3 separate regions of the Homo sapiens genome follow, and regions 1 and 3 are each linked to region 2. A link is a contact called in ENCODE Hi-C or POLR2A ChIA-PET data. All regions are on one chromosome and are shown on one strand. The core of a region is the stretch at or near the end of the contact, and the rest is flanking DNA. Distances in the headings are between cores, read along the strand shown. Region 1 holds the start of OLIG1 (oligodendrocyte transcription factor 1). Region 2 holds the start of IFNAR1 (interferon alpha and beta receptor subunit 1). Region 3 overlaps LOC105372787 (a long non-coding RNA gene).

What was found. Hi-C counts contacts between places; a loop is a spot of excess contacts on that map. ChIA-PET counts read pairs that join two places held with the same protein, here RNA polymerase II (POLR2A). Pooled maps may share reads with other maps.
Region 1: a map with no recorded cell type shows a loop between it and region 2 (2.1-fold over the local background). The contact joins the promoter of OLIG1 here to the promoter of IFNAR1 in region 2. A Hi-C loop is called at or near these places in 4 of 37 single-sample maps with no recorded cell type and 5 of 50 pooled maps. POLR2A ChIA-PET finds 5 or more read pairs at or near these places in 1 of 52 experiments (WTC11).
Region 3: a pooled map shows a loop between it and region 2 (3-fold over the local background). The contact joins the enhancer-like site here to the promoter of IFNAR1 in region 2. A Hi-C loop is called at or near these places in 9 of 168 maps with a recorded cell type or tissue (CD4-positive, alpha-beta memory T cell, CD8-positive, alpha-beta T cell, HepG2 and 6 more), 4 of 37 single-sample maps with no recorded cell type and 18 of 50 pooled maps. POLR2A ChIA-PET finds 5 or more read pairs at or near these places in 13 of 52 experiments (A549, CD4-positive, alpha-beta T cell, CD4-positive, alpha-beta memory T cell and 9 more).

What each region holds. Positions count from the first base shown.
Region 1 is chr21:33,068,861-33,071,560 of GRCh38, forward strand. OLIG1 (oligodendrocyte transcription factor 1) reads left to right here and starts at 1,281. Exons shown (of 1, transcript NM_138983.3): 1 at 1,281-2,700. The coding sequence starts at 1,387. The coding sequence ends at 2,202.
Region 2 is chr21:33,323,591-33,326,490 of GRCh38, forward strand. IFNAR1 (interferon alpha and beta receptor subunit 1) reads left to right here and starts at 1,380. Exons shown (of 11, transcript NM_000629.3): 1 at 1,380-1,541. The coding sequence starts at 1,466. RefSeq lists promoters at 84-1,367, 721-1,391, enhancers at 404-1,306, 594-803, 1,024-1,073, 1,307-2,208 and cis regulatory regions at 812, 1,303-1,312, 1,369.
Region 3 is chr21:33,184,581-33,187,537 of GRCh38, forward strand. All of the region lies in intron 1 of LOC105372787 (a long non-coding RNA gene), which reads right to left. Among named protein-coding and RNA genes, the nearest start is that of LINC01548, 16 kb to the left of the region's middle. Within about 2 kb of position 1,436, at least 2 of the 41 ENCODE cell types and tissues checked have a DNase peak (open chromatin) inside an H3K27ac peak, as active enhancers do; they include CD4-positive, alpha-beta T cell and CD8-positive, alpha-beta T cell, where a contact is called at or near this core.

The DNA of each region.
Region 1 (2,700 bases), core at 31-2,530, 250 kb before region 2:
AAGCAGCCCTGAAACCAGCAAGCACAGCCACCAAGATGCCCTCTTCCCCAGGACATTGACAAGTTATAGTAGCATGCACTGGTGCTGGGGGCAGAAAATGTCCATAGACACCAAGTAATGCTATTCTATTTGGCAAATAAAATGATTCATTCCCACCCTCAACCGATAGGACTATGTGGGTGTTTTGTTTTGTTTCTAATAAGAGGCCAATTTCTGAGTGACTTTTGCTTAAGCAAATGTCAAGTTGCTGATAGACCATCCCTTTCGGGGAGGATAGAAACCCGACCCAAAGGCTCCTTTGTCCCTAAAGACCTTTCAATCAGAGGGATGGGGAAGGAGGTTGGGAGCAGCAGGGAGGAAATATCCTAATGCTACTTGTCATTTAGTCCAGAAATTTAGCGACCTGAACCTGGCAGGAAATTATGTATTTTAAGAAAAAAAAAACATGATACACTCATGTTCATAGCAGCATAATTCGCAACAACCAAAAGCACCCCAAATGTCCATCAACGAATGAATGGATAAACCAAATGTGGTATATCCATATACTGGAATATTATTCAGCCTTGAAAAGGAAGAAACTTTGATACATGCTACAACATGGATAAACCTTGACGACAATATGCTAAGTGAAAGAAGCCAGTCACTAAAAGACAAGTGCTGTATGATTCTACTTATATGAGGGACCTAGAGTAGAACAAATTCATAGAGACAGAACAGAAGAGTGAATTCCAGGAACTTGGGTCGGGGGGAGTGGGGAGTTGTTTAATGGGTGGAGCTTCAGGGTTGCAAGTTGAAAAGAGTTCTGGAGATGGGTTGCACAACAATGTGAATTTAATTTAAATCAATTTAATGTGCACACTAATGCATATAACATTACTGAACAGTACTCTAAACATAAGACGGTAAATTTTATGTTATGAATATGTGATCACAGTTAAAAAAAAATATGAGGGAGGTTGTTTTTGAGTAGACAGTTGCTGGAGGAAGGCACGTGAGTTGCAGCCTGACCAGTGCGACCAGTCCTCCTTCAACAGCCCCGCTTGCCTTGAAAAGGCGCCCTTACTCCGCTCAGGGGGCCTGTCCCGCGCGGCTGGCACAGGCGCTCACAATAACCTCCTAAAGCGGTGCCAGCCGCACCTCCGCGCGGCCCCGGCACAAGCAGCCAATGAACACGCGGCTGCGCCCGGCCTCGCGCCTCCATTGGCTGCGCCCCGCCACCCGCTGCCCCGCAGGTTCCCAAGCCGGGTTTAAAGGGGTAGGGCGCGGGCCAGGGCCCCACCATCGTTTCCCCGCGCGCAGGTCCGCGGGGAGGGGCGGCCTGCCGACCGGCCCACCCCAGGGCGTTCCTGAAGGGCGTCCTCGGCCGCCCCCACCGCCTCCCAGATGTACTATGCGGTTTCCCAGGCGCGCGTGAACGCGGTCCCCGGGACCATGCTGCGGCCACAGCGGCCCGGAGACTTGCAGCTCGGGGCCTCCCTCTACGAGCTGGTGGGCTACAGGCAGCCGCCCTCCTCCTCCTCCTCCTCCACCTCCTCCACCTCCTCCACTTCCTCCTCCTCCACGACGGCCCCCCTCCTCCCCAAGGCTGCGCGCGAGAAGCCGGAGGCGCCGGCCGAGCCTCCAGGCCCCGGGCCCGGGTCAGGCGCGCACCCGGGCGGCAGCGCCCGGCCGGACGCCAAGGAGGAGCAGCAGCAGCAGCTGCGGCGCAAGATCAACAGCCGCGAGCGGAAGCGCATGCAGGACCTGAACCTGGCCATGGACGCCCTGCGCGAGGTCATCCTGCCCTACTCAGCGGCGCACTGCCAGGGCGCGCCCGGCCGCAAGCTCTCCAAGATAGCCACGCTGCTGCTCGCCCGCAACTACATCCTACTGCTGGGCAGCTCGCTGCAGGAGCTGCGCCGCGCGCTGGGCGAGGGCGCCGGGCCCGCCGCGCCGCGCCTGCTGCTGGCCGGGCTGCCCCTGCTCGCCGCCGCGCCCGGCTCCGTGCTGCTGGCGCCCGGCGCCGTAGGACCCCCCGACGCGCTGCGCCCCGCCAAGTACCTGTCGCTGGCGCTGGACGAGCCGCCGTGCGGCCAGTTCGCTCTCCCCGGCGGCGGCGCAGGCGGCCCCGGCCTCTGCACCTGCGCCGTGTGCAAGTTCCCGCACCTGGTCCCGGCCAGCCTGGGCCTGGCCGCCGTGCAGGCGCAATTCTCCAAGTGAGGGCGGGCCTGGGCCTGGGGCGCGACCTCGGCCCGGCCTCCCTTCGCTCAGCTTCTCCGCGCCCCTGCTCCCTGCGTCTGGGAGAGCGAGGCCGAGCAAGGAAAGCATTTCGAACCTTCCAGTCCAGAGGAAGGGACTGTCGGGCACCCCCTTCCCCGCCCCCACCCCTGGGACGTTAAAGTGACCAGAGCGGATGTTCGATGGCGCCTCGGGGCAGTTTGGGGTTCTGGGTCGGTTCCAGCGGCTTTAGGCAGAAAGTGCTCGCTCTCACCCAGCACATCTCTCTCCTTGTCCCTGGAGTTGCGCGCTTCGCGGGGCCGATGTAGAACTTAGGGCGCCTTGCCGTGGTTGGCGCGCCCCGGGTGCAGCGAGAGGCCATCCCCGAGCGCTACCTCCCCGGAGCGGAGCACGCCGGCTCCCAGTACTAGGGGCTGCGCTCGAGCAGTGGCGGGGGCGGAGGGGTGGTTCTTTTCCTTCTCCTCCGCCAGAGGCCACGGG
Region 2 (2,900 bases), core at 130-2,629:
GATGGAATATAGAGATGGAATATAGAGATGGAATAGATATGGAATATAGAGATGGAATAGATATGGAATATAGAGATGGAATAGAGATGGAATATAGAGATGGAATATAGAGATGGGATATAGAGATGGGATATAGAGATGGGATATAGAGATGGGATATAGAGATGGGATATAGAGATGGGATATAGTGATGGAATATAGAGATGGGATATAGAGATGGAATAGATATGGAATATAGAGATGGAATAGATATGGAATATAGAGATGGAATAGATATGGAATATAGAGATGGAATATAGAGATGGGATATAGAGATGGGATATAGAGATGGAATATAGAGATGGGATATAGAGATGGAATATAGAGATGGGATATAGAGATGGAATATAGTGATGGGATATAGAGATGGAATATATAGATGGAATATAGAGATGGAATATATAGATGGAATACATATATATTCCATTGCATTGTTCTTTACAAACATTCATTTAATTATGTAATTGCTAATTAATTGCTTGGTTGTTATAACAACGAAGTATTTGATTCCTTATTTTATCTCATCATTTAAATTTTATTTCGCATATTTTCACAATGCACTGGATCTATTACTGAGGAATTTAATTAAATAATCATTCGAACCATGGGCTCGAATTGTTTACTGATAAAGCCCGACGACCAAAACAGCCTAGCGACTGCTGTTTGGAGCCCCTCGGCCCAGGGCCCGTGGCTGTTCTCTCCAAGGGACCATCTCGCCCCTCAGCCAAGTCGCCCGGAAAACGAGCGCTCGACCGCCTCTGCCCCGCTCTCGCTCTGCACACAGCAACGGTCTGGTCGCTCAGCCACTTCCTCCTTCCAGCCTCATCTGGTTCCCAGGCCGCTGGGGACTCCCAACGCCACTGTCCAAGACTCTAGGGTCAGCAAGCGCCCCGGGCGGAGAAGGGCGAGGACGAAGAGCGCCGGGCCGCGACCAGGAGCCCACCCGCGCCCTCCGACTGCAGACATGGGGAAGAGACGCGGGAACTCCAAAGTCGCTGGGTCTGCGCAGGTGTGTGCCGCGATCCTGTGAAGGTCAAGGCCTCCTGTGAGGGGGAGTCGTCCTGGAATGCGATGGTGAAGTGCTCCAGACCGGCCATAGGCCGGAAAGAGTGAGGAAGAAGAGAATGCAGGAGGCCTGCGATTTCTAAGGCGCGCGCGCACAGGGGTGCTGCAATTAGGATGGGGCAATGGGAGCTTGGAGAAGGGGTGCTAGCTAGGAGGAAAGGCGCGTGCGTGGAGGAACGGCGCGTGCGCGGAGGGGCGGTGTGTGTGTCAGAAGAGGCGGCGCGTGCGTAGAGGGGCGGTGAGAGCTAAGAGGGGCAGCGCGTGTGCAGAGGGGCGGTGTGACTTAGGACGGGGCGATGGCGGCTGAGAGGAGCTGCGCGTGCGCGAACATGTAACTGGTGGGATCTGCGGCGGCTCCCAGATGATGGTCGTCCTCCTGGGCGCGACGACCCTAGTGCTCGTCGCCGTGGCGCCATGGGTGTTGTCCGCAGCCGCAGGTGAGAGGCGGGGAGGAGAGTCTTGGCGCAGGGCGGGAGGTAGGGCACGCAGCTGGGCTACGGGGGCGGCGATGCTGTTGGGGGCGACAGACGCCCAGTCTGGGAAACCTTCGGTCCACTTTGCCGCGCCAAAGATTAAACCCGACCTGGGCTCGCAAATCAACCAGGAGAAAGTGGTGTTCTGGGTCCTCTCTTGCCGCTTGCCTGTGGCCGTGTACGGGTCCTCGGGAGCGCCCGGGTCCCACCCCCGTGAAATGGCGGTGCCAGAGCTTTGTGTCGAGTTTGATTCTTTCCGGGAAAGTACCGCGGCTCCGCTGGTCTGTTTGATAATAAACAAAACATTTCCCGAAATGCATTTCCTCAATCTGGTGAATAGGCGCCCAGTCCCACGGGGGAGTGAGCTAAGTGTGGCCAGGATTTCTCTGCCCTCAGGATTCATACAGGCCAATAAAAAATGACAGTCGGAGTGACTGAAGCATAATTGTCAGTTCTCGAGGTTTACTAAGCCTGCTTCAGGGCGCATCCGGGAAAAACGTGAGCCACAAACACGTCTGTGACTGGTTTTCCAGAGGTTTTCAGGAGGTGGGGCAGGAAGGCAGTAAGGCAAATAGTTCTGTGAGAATTTAGTTAGTGCCCAAGAAATCTGTATTTTAAGATACCATGAGTGTCTTGAAGAGAAAAAGAGAGTAAAGGGAGTCAGTTATGCAGATGCCTCTGGGTAGATGGAGTCTTGACTTTGTTTTGCACCTGAGAAGATAAGCTTGTAATTGACATGGTCAGTGTGGAAGGCCTGAACTAGTTTTTCAGATTAACTTTGGAATGCCATTTGTTGAGAGGAGAGGTCCATTCACATTGTTGGGGGGCTTAGAATTTTATTTTTGGTTTACTTAACTACCTACTTTTTTCCCAAAGAAATAATCATGTTCAAAACTCAATGAAATGTTATCTCAATGAGATTGTAATGTTGCTCAGTCTTTCAGAAGTCATAAAAATAGTCATACTTTTTAAACTAGTAAATGCAATTCTAGGACCCAAGACTAAGAAAACTGTCCAAAATATGGGAAGACATTTTTATTTATACTTTTTTTTTTTTTTTTTTGAGACAGCCTGTTGCCCAGGCTGGTGTGCAGAGGCGTGATCTCAGCTCACTGCAACCTCTGCCTCCCAGGTTCAGGCGATTCTCCTGCCTCAGCCTCTTGAGTAGCTGGAATTACAGGTGCACGCCACCACATCCGGCTATTTTTTGTATTTCTAGTAGAGATGGGGTTTTGCCATGTTGGCCAGGCTGGTCTCGAACTCCTGACCTCAAACAATCCACTTCAGCCTCCCAAAGTGCTGGGATTACAGGTGTGAGCCACC
Region 3 (2,957 bases), core at 186-2,685, 140 kb before region 2:
CATCTCTACTAAAAATAAAAATAAAAATAAATTAGCCAGGCATGTAGTGCACACTTGTAGTCTCAGCTATTCGGGTGGCTGAGGCATGAGAATCACTTGAACCCAAGAGGCGGAGGTTGCAGTGAGCCAAGATCATGCCACTGCACTCCAGCCTGGGTGACAGAGTGAGACTAGTCTCAAAAAAAAAAGGTAATAGAAACCACTTCAGACTCCAGATATCTGAAACCTAAGAGGAATTTATTTTTTTTAAGTATTAGTCAGCTCATAGAAGCTCTGGGAAAGGTGAGGAACTGAGTGTGCCACTGTACTGGTTCTAAAACATAAGCAAAACTTCTTAGACAGTCCCCTCATGGAAGGAGGAGTCTAATCGCCACCCCTCCTTGAATATGGGCTAGCCTTAGTGACTCTCTCTTAATGAATAGCACATGGCGGTAGAGATGCTCTATCATTTCCAGGTGATACAACTTCTGCCTGACTCTCTCTTTCTCTCTTTTTCTCTCTCCTTCTCTCTGTGTCTGTATATCTCTCTGTCTCTCTGTCTCCCTCTCTCTGCATGTGTCTCTCTGTCTCTCTCTTCTCTGTCTCTCTGTCTCTCTCTCTCTCTTTCCTTCCTTCCCTCTCTCAATGTTCTCCCTTGGGACCTCGCCTCCATGTTGTGAGGAAGCCAGGCAGCCCCATGGGAAAACCACATCGAGGTGTCTGGCCATGGCCCCAGCTAAGGTCACAGCCAAGAGCCAGCATCAACCACCAGCCACATGAGCAAGCAGGCCTCAGATGATCCTAGCCCCCAGCCTTCAAGCCACTCAACCAATGGTGAGTGGAGCAGAAATGATTGTCCCTGCCAAACCCTGCACAAATTATACTTTCAAAAGCAAAACGAATGTTGATCCTGGTTTGAGCTCCTAAGTTTTGGGGTGATTGCTTACATGGTAATAGATAACCAGAACAGCAACTCTGCAGCCACGAGCACCACCTAAATTGTGCCACAGGAGCTCTGCAGCCAGGGACCCAGGGTTGCTCTGAGGCCCTTACAGTTCATCCCATGGTTGCCAGACCCCACAGTCAGTGCTAGAACTTCTGCTGTGTTGCCACTGTTGTGGCCATGATGAGAAGAACAAAGGGTGACCAGGCAATCTCAGAGTGCGTGTGCTGGCTGCAAGCAGGGGCTCAGAGGAGGGCACAGCTCTGCTATTGACCAGCTGTGTGAGCTTGGGCAAGTGTCCTAACCACTCTGGGACTCAACTACTTCTTTCTGAAGTGGGATCAGTAGGGGTACCATATGCATGGAGTGGTTGTGAGAATTAGACAAATTAATAGATACAGATGATGAGAACAGTGCTGGGCTAATGAGTATGCATTATTCTCTACCTCGGGCCCCCCATCACTTCCTATCTAGTACGTGATTTCCTTCTAGCAGCTGTTATCACTACATGACCTTATCGCATGTATTGATGTGCTCTCTTGTTTTTGGTCTGCTCTCCTTCCTGTTGGGTTGTAAGCTCGATGCAGGAAGGAAGTATGTTTTCCTGTCACTGAATCTTCAGCACCTAGAAGAGTAGGCGCTGATATATCAGGCTAGATGTGTCAAGCACATATCACACGCTCAGTGAATGTTTGCTGAGCAAATGAATGAAGTGGCTGATAATATCACCAGAGAGCTAAGATAGGACCTCAAATAACGCTAATACAAAATAGACACCATAAGGCTTGTGAGAGAGGTGCACAAAGCTAACAGGCTTCAAGGAAAGGGAAAGAAATGAAACCAATGGGGAATTCTAGAAAAGGCTTTGGAGAAGGGATGCCACAGGGGTTGGGCCTCAAAGGAGAGACAGGACTTCAAGAGATGAAGATGTAACAGAAGATGGGACTGAGAGAGAATTAGTAAGAGCCAAGACCAAAGTAGGGAAGGACAGGACATGCTTAGGGAAGGGCCAGTGGTGCCCTTGGGCTGGTCTACAGCAATTGAGGTTACACAGACTGGCTAAGACCATTGTCACAACCTTCCAGTGTGTCCCCCAAAGGGTAAAATATTCTCCAGGTCCCAGGTGGATTCAGTGCAAGCACCTCCTGTTCAGCTCCACCTGGGCCTGACTCTTCCCGTGCTGGGTGAGCTGAGAATGATCCATGCAGCCAGGCTTATGGCTGAAAGGATCCCAGAGATTTTCATCCTTTTCCTTTTGTAAGAACACAGACACAGAGGTTGGGCTTTCAATTCTAAATTCTAAAGAAGAGAAGATGCCCCATCTTCAGGAGGCCACCCTGACAACGTCTAGCACTGGGACAAACAATTGCAGGGAGCTCCAGGAGACAGGTGGGGAAGAATGTGTGAACAGAACTGACTGCTATTGAATTTAAGATGGTATTATGTTGGTGCAAAAGTAACTGTAGTTTTTGCCATTACATTTTTTTTAAATGACAAAAACTGCAATTAGTTTTGCACCAACCTAATATTTAATTATTTCCTGCCTAAAAATGGGGACATAAATGAAATATTCATTGACTGAATATATTCATGTTATATAAATATATATATTTATATATATTATATATATGTGAATATATATTATATATATGTGAATATATATAAATGTATATATTTATATATATGTGAATATATATAAATGTATATATTTATATATATGTGAATATATATAAATGTATATATTTATATATATGTGAATATATATAAATGTATATATGAGTATATAAATGAATGCCCAAGAGCATGGCGCACCAAAGAGAGTCCAAGTTCTGCTTGGCTTATCAAAGGGAACATCCTCCTCAAAAGAACATGTGGGAGACGGCAGAGGAGCAACTAGTGTGTGTGTTTTCTCCTACGTCTAGGAGGAAAAAACTAAATCTGTCACTTTCTGCATGTATTCACATTAAAAAAGGATTCAAAGCTGTCTATTTAGAAGACAGTGCCAGTACCAATTTCTGTGCCAGGGAGATGATAT